Regions from separate parts of the Mus musculus genome. Here region 2 is linked to region 1. A link is a loop called in an ENCODE intact Hi-C map of the cell type or tissue named here. Cell type or tissue: left cerebral cortex. All regions are shown on one strand. Each heading gives the region's core, and the rest is flanking DNA. Links, peaks and the distances in the headings are about the cores only. Region 1 holds the start of Gm52733 (a long non-coding RNA gene). Region 2 overlaps Col15a1 (collagen, type XV, alpha 1).

Region 1 (2,807 bases), core at 56-2,555:
TTGATAATAGCAAGGAGCGTCTGAGCTGCAAGCAAAGACAGCTCCCAGGCTGGGCGCAGCACTCAGTGAAAGCTTCTGATAGAGAGCAGGGAAACAGAAGTAAGGCAGGGACTGTACAGTATAGACCTCAGGCAGCAGGGATGTGGGTGTGGCAGGTAAGAACCATAGTCTGCTAACGCTAGAAAGACTTAGACAGATGTCTATACCAGAAAGGGAACCTGGGCAAACTGAGAGCACAGGTCTCCTGATATCTACCCAACCAAGGGTGGTCTGGGTGGGATTGTGGCACTGCACCCCCAAGACCTTGGCCAATCTTGGCTGAGATGGGGAAGCTGAGGATCCAGGAGTCTGTGCACTGCTTGGGGGCAGTATTGGAGTCCTGTGTGTCCATTAGGCTTAGCCACCCATGGGCACATCCTGGCACAGGTCAGTGGGCCACATGCTCAGGGCTCAAAGCATGACGTTGCTTTGTATAGACAAGTTCATAACCTAGAGAGAGGCTAACTCAGAATACTAACAACCTGGCGGTTCCTAGAGTGACCAGAAAGTGCAGTAGGGTCTGAGAGGTGAGAGGGTCACAGGGGTGAGAATGGGGCACGGATTTGGGAGGGGAACGTGGAGACAGCCATCTTAGGACAAGCATAGAGGGCGACCAGGAGAGGAAGAGAGCTCACGGTTCTGTGGATACGATGTCTTCCTTGCACCCTGCATGGAAGGTGATCCACCATGACACCAGTGCTTCAGATATAGGGACTGATGTGGGGAGCAGGGGACAGCAGCAACCTGGAAAGGGTGTGACATTGATCTCTGAAGACCTGGAGAAGTGATGGAAAGAGAAATGGCTAGTGGCGTGGTGCACTTGGGTCTCTGAGGCAGCCCGTTCTTTTCTTTCTCCAGTTCTTAGAAACTTGGGAGAAGGGCTGTACTCAGAGACCTACCCACAGTAGGTCCTAGCCCTGTTGTTCCTGGCTACTGGCCTTCAGCAGGAGACCTAATGTCTCTAAGATAGCTTCCCCCATTAGTCCAGAGCATGCCTGCTCCGTGGATTGGTCTGAGAGGTGGACAAACCACATGGTCCAAACACTCAAGTAGACCTCGATACACAGCAGTGGTGGGTAAAGGCTTGTGGTGGTCACTGCAAACTAGCTGGTGAAGATTTCAAGAAGCCAAGGAGCTCAGGGCCAGACTCAATGCAGTTGGTTCCCTGTTCTTTTGGAATCCCCTCCACACTGGCTTGCTGGTGTCTTGTTGTGCAAACCCTCTATGGCTGTCCTCTGCTTAAGAGAACTCCCCTAGACCCACCCTGTTGGTCCCAAAGCTGCTGGTTCCCAACACCCACATGGCAGACACCATCCTCAGGATTCTTCTGTCCCTCTACATTCGTTCCTCCACCTACACATGCTCACCCTCCAGAGGGCGCTGCTGAGTTCAGATTCATGTCAGAGAGGGCTTCTGTGGTCTGTTCTATAGGAGAGGGCGTGGAACAGCAGTGTTGTTGAGGCCACATGGCCTGAAGGTGACAGAGCCACATCTTGGGCCACACCCTCACTCTACCTTAAAGGGCATCGTGGCTCTTTTTTGGCACAGGGAATTTCCCTCTTGGTCTCAGACAGCCCTTCCTTTCTCTGTCTGGCTTCTTTCTTGGTCAGAATCTCACTTCTCCATTTCAGCCTTTGTAGCTTGCTACCCTCCGGGACATGGACTCTAACTGACAAACAGAGCCAGAGACAGCCTGTCCAGCCCTCCCTGCTCGTCCTGTTTAGGGTCGGCACCTCTGCTGCCCCATGCCTTTCTCTCCTGCCGAGCCAGCTCCTGTTCATGTGCCTTTGCATATCTGAAAAAAAAAAAAGTACCTTCTGCTGAGTTAGAATTAACTTCTGTTTCTCAGCTCTGGCTGTACACATGAATCACCTGTACCCAAATGTGTGTGGAACCGACAGAGATCTTTACTAAAGAAGCCCCAGGGCTGCTTCCCTGGGGTGTTCAGCGTGTCTGAGCAAAGCAAGAATCTACACTGGCAGAGAGCTCTGAGGGTGATTCCCAGACACAGCCAGGACCTCTTCCAGCCACACCTAAGGGCTCTCGGCTTCCCAGACATACCATCTGGGACTTCCAATTCCGACAGCTCTGTGCAGTTCTGCTTGCCTGGAACCCCCACTCCACCCGCCCTTCCTTCCTTCCTTCTGGCAAATTCTTATCCACCTCAGGATCCAGGCCAAATCCTCTCCCATGAGGCCACTTGCTTCCATGCCCCTGTTTCCAGCTTGGCTCTTGCTTCTGCTGTCCTGTGTGCTCTGTGATAACAGCCTGTGAGGCTGTTCTGTGCCCCAGGGCTCAGCCCACAGCCGGGCACATAGTGGATCCACAGGAACCTACCTGTGAGTGAGCACATCCGATTGTGACTGTGAGGGTGGGCAAAAGCAAAGCAAAGCCACACAAACACACCTCCACAATAACTTGAAAAGGCACGGAAGTCTTCAGACTAGATCTGCCTACACTGTCACAGCCCACACTTGGTTCCTCGCCCGTATTCCTTCTGCAGCCAAGAGCCGTGTGTTTGAGATGAGGCACCTCACTTTCTCCACAGAGTGGGATGCCTGGAATCTCACCTTTCCCCAAAGCAGGGCCCAGGCGGCCATGGCTGCCTGCCTAAGATTCAGTTAGACTTTGGCTGAAAGGCTAGTCAATGACTCTTCCTGAGATCTCCTTGAGTAACAATAGCTCACCCTGTTTCAGGCTTGTCTCCCTGCTTTCCTCAGCCTTGTCTGCTCCTGAGGCCCATGTGTCTTACAACGTATCCTTGCTTC
Region 2 (2,807 bases), core at 132-2,631, 62 kb after region 1:
GCAGCACGCTTCAGCCACGCCAGCACTGAGTGGCAGAAATTGGTAGGTCCTTGGTGTTTGGTGGCCATCAGATCTAACTAAATTGGCAAGCTCTAGGTTCAGTGAGAGACTGTGCTTCAAAAAATAGAGTAGGGAATGATTGAGGAAGACATGCAGTGTTGAACTCTGAAACACACACACACACACACACACACAAACTGTAAAATAAAATAAAAAGAAATGAAGAACTTCCTGTTATTAAAAAAATGCCATTTAAAAAGTAACACTATAAAATTCCTTTCTAGGCCCCAGAAGGTGGTCTGGCACGGCTCCAACCCCCATGGTGTCCGTCTTGTGGACAAGTACTGTGAAGCCTGGCGAACCACGGACATGGCAGTAACCGGATTTGCCTCCCCACTGAGCACAGGGAAGATTCTGGACCAGAAAGCTTACAGCTGTGCTAACAGGCTAATCGTGCTGTGCATCGAAAACAGTTTCATGACAGACACTAGGAAGTGATAACCTTCCCATGATTCTTAAGAGAGTGTTCTAAGATATTTCTTATGTGAAGAGTTGACACTGAAGTCTAAAATGTTGTAAATATTACAAGTTTGGTTTTTATATATATTACACATCTGTCAAAAGAGAAACCAAAGAAAACATACCTCAGTATACTCAAAAGGAAAGACAGAAAGGACTCAGATCCAAGTCAAATCCAATCCACATATTGGTGCTAGATTCTGCAGGAAGACCCCCCCGCGCCCCCCACCCCCACCCCCCGCAGTGTGAACACATTCCCTGACACAGAGTAGGACAGTCTGAAAACAGGCCAGCATGATTCCCCAGTGCATTCTTCAGAAAGCGATTTCTTCCTTGCAACCATGGCTGTTGAGTGTAAAATGTGCTTTGTGTTTGCTTACAACATCAGCTTTTAGACACACAGGCCCTTCCTAAGTCACGAGTGATCCAGGCGCTTGGTGACTCCACGCACGCGCACACAGCCAGGGAAAGGGATCCGCTCAGACGATCCCGCTCATGTTTCCTCCGGCTTTGGTGTGGTCCCCACTAAAATAGTATTGCCATCATGCTGTAGAGTTCTGCGTGTTTACCCAGTCATAGCTGAGCGTGGCATCTGTTGATGTAATTCTGACTTGCTGGGAAGTTAAAACTCTAGGAGAGAAACAGCACAGAATCCTTCCCTCCCCCTCTCTACTGTCCCTTCCCATTCCCCCGCCCCGGTCTTATGATTTCCATTTGGCAAGCCTTGAATTACGACTGCAGCTGAAACAGATTGGCTGAGAGGAATTTTCTGAAAAGAAAAAAATCTCTGTATCATTGTGCTATAGACTTTGATATCTTTTTCCATGTAAGAACATAAAGACATCTTTTCCAGGTGCTTTCTCCTGTTTACGTCTTTCCCCCTGGGTCCTTCATTCCTTGGCACTGTGGCAGAAGAGGGCTGGGTGTGTGTGCTAATATTGTCACTAGCACTGGAGACAAGAGGGGTCGGGGTGAGGTAGGGATGACTCTGAGTGGGAGGCAAGCTCTGCTGTGGTTGCCTCAGGGTCTCAGTGCATGGCTTTGGGCTCTTCTGTCTCTCTCAAGGAGAACGGGATAGACACACTCAGTGAACAGGATAGACACACTCTCAGTGAACAGGATAGACACTCTCAGTGAACGGGATAGACTCAGTGAACGGGATAGACACACTCTCAGTGAACGGGATAGACACACTCAGTGAACGGGATAGACACACTCAGTGAACGGGATAGACACACTCAGTGAACGGGATAGACACACTCTCAGTGAACAGGATAGACACTCTCAGTGAACGGGATAGACACACTCAGTGAACGGGATAGACACACTCTCAGTGAATGGGATAGACACACTCAGTGAACGGGATAGACACACTCAGTGAACGGGATAGACACACTCAGTGAACAGGATAGACACACTCAGTATCTGCTTCACTCAGTAAAAGTTTATCATCGGTAAACGAGGTCCCCAGCTCTGCAAAGTGGGTACATTCTAAACCTCTACTTTACAAATGAAGAAAAAATGCAAGTGGAGGCTCGGCTCCTTCCTGGGTCCAGTCATGTGGCTGGCACGTGCAGGGCTGGCTTCAGGCTCAGGCCCAAAGTCCTCTCAAGGCACCACTGGATATGGATGCCTGTTGGTTCCATCTCCACTCCAAGTGCATGATTCTGGAAACATCATCAGTAGGCAAGAAGCATGCTGAGCTATTTCTTCCCATTCAGTGGGGACTGGCCCAGAAAGTCATCGGAGTGACTGCATCCTCCTAAGTCCTTGAAGTAGGAAGGAAATTCAGAACAAAACCAAAACAATATAAAACAAAACAACCCAGACCGTCCACTTCAAAATCCACAGCAGGAAGAGCATAGAATCTTTCTAATGAGTCAGAAACAGAAATGGCTACAGGGGAAAGTCCCAGTGGTAGATGGCTGGGGACAGATCCAGTGCTAAGTTACAGGTGGGGAGTTCTTGGCATGGGCACAGTGGCACGAGGAAGAGGACAGGAGGGTGCTGAGTCAGGAAGTATAGATGTCACCCACACCAGTCAGAGCCCACCAGAACAGAGACCATAGAAAGGACACGGTGGAGCAGAGCTGAGGGAAGCCAGGAAGAGAGATGCCCACTTCTCCTGACCCTAGGAGAGGGTGGTGAGACTTTCCCCCTCTGCATGCCCTGGAGGACCTACGTTCACAGACAAGAGTCAACTACAGCTACGTGCACTCTGACCAATCATTCCAATCCTGTGCTTGGCATTCAAGAGACTTCACTGAGTGTTTGCCTTGCTAATCTTT

Evidence for each region. A loop is a pair of places that touch in the nucleus more often than their neighbours do. Peaks named below come from ENCODE experiments on the same cell type or tissue, not always from the same donor. Only the 100,000 strongest peaks of a DNase experiment are listed, where the experiment ranks them.
Region 2: a loop joins it to region 1, with 6 times the contacts of the local background. A loop is called at or near these places in 2 of 42 quality-filtered maps.

The regions. Positions count from the first base shown.
Region 1 is chr4:47,249,726-47,252,532 of GRCm38, forward strand. The region is part of intron 5 of Col15a1 (collagen, type XV, alpha 1); the gene reads left to right. It overlaps Gm52733 (a long non-coding RNA gene), which reads right to left and starts at 2,352. Exons shown (of 3, transcript XR_003955398.1): 1 at 2,203-2,352; 2 at 1,407-1,464; 3 at 1-815. In left cerebral cortex, for the core only: a CTCF peak has its summit at 1,409 (motif pointing right); DNase peaks (open chromatin) are centred at 1,530, 2,160 and 2,518; H3K27ac peaks cover 2,017 bases.
Region 2 is chr4:47,311,793-47,314,599 of GRCm38, forward strand. Col15a1 (collagen, type XV, alpha 1) reads left to right here. Exons shown (of 40, transcript NM_009928.3): 40 at 285-1,373. The coding sequence ends at 498. Among named protein-coding and RNA genes, the nearest start is that of Gm52732, 10 kb to the left of the region's middle. In left cerebral cortex, for the core only: no CTCF peak of the experiment used is centred there; a DNase peak (open chromatin) is centred at 1,099; H3K4me3 peaks cover 369 bases; H3K27ac peaks cover 983 bases.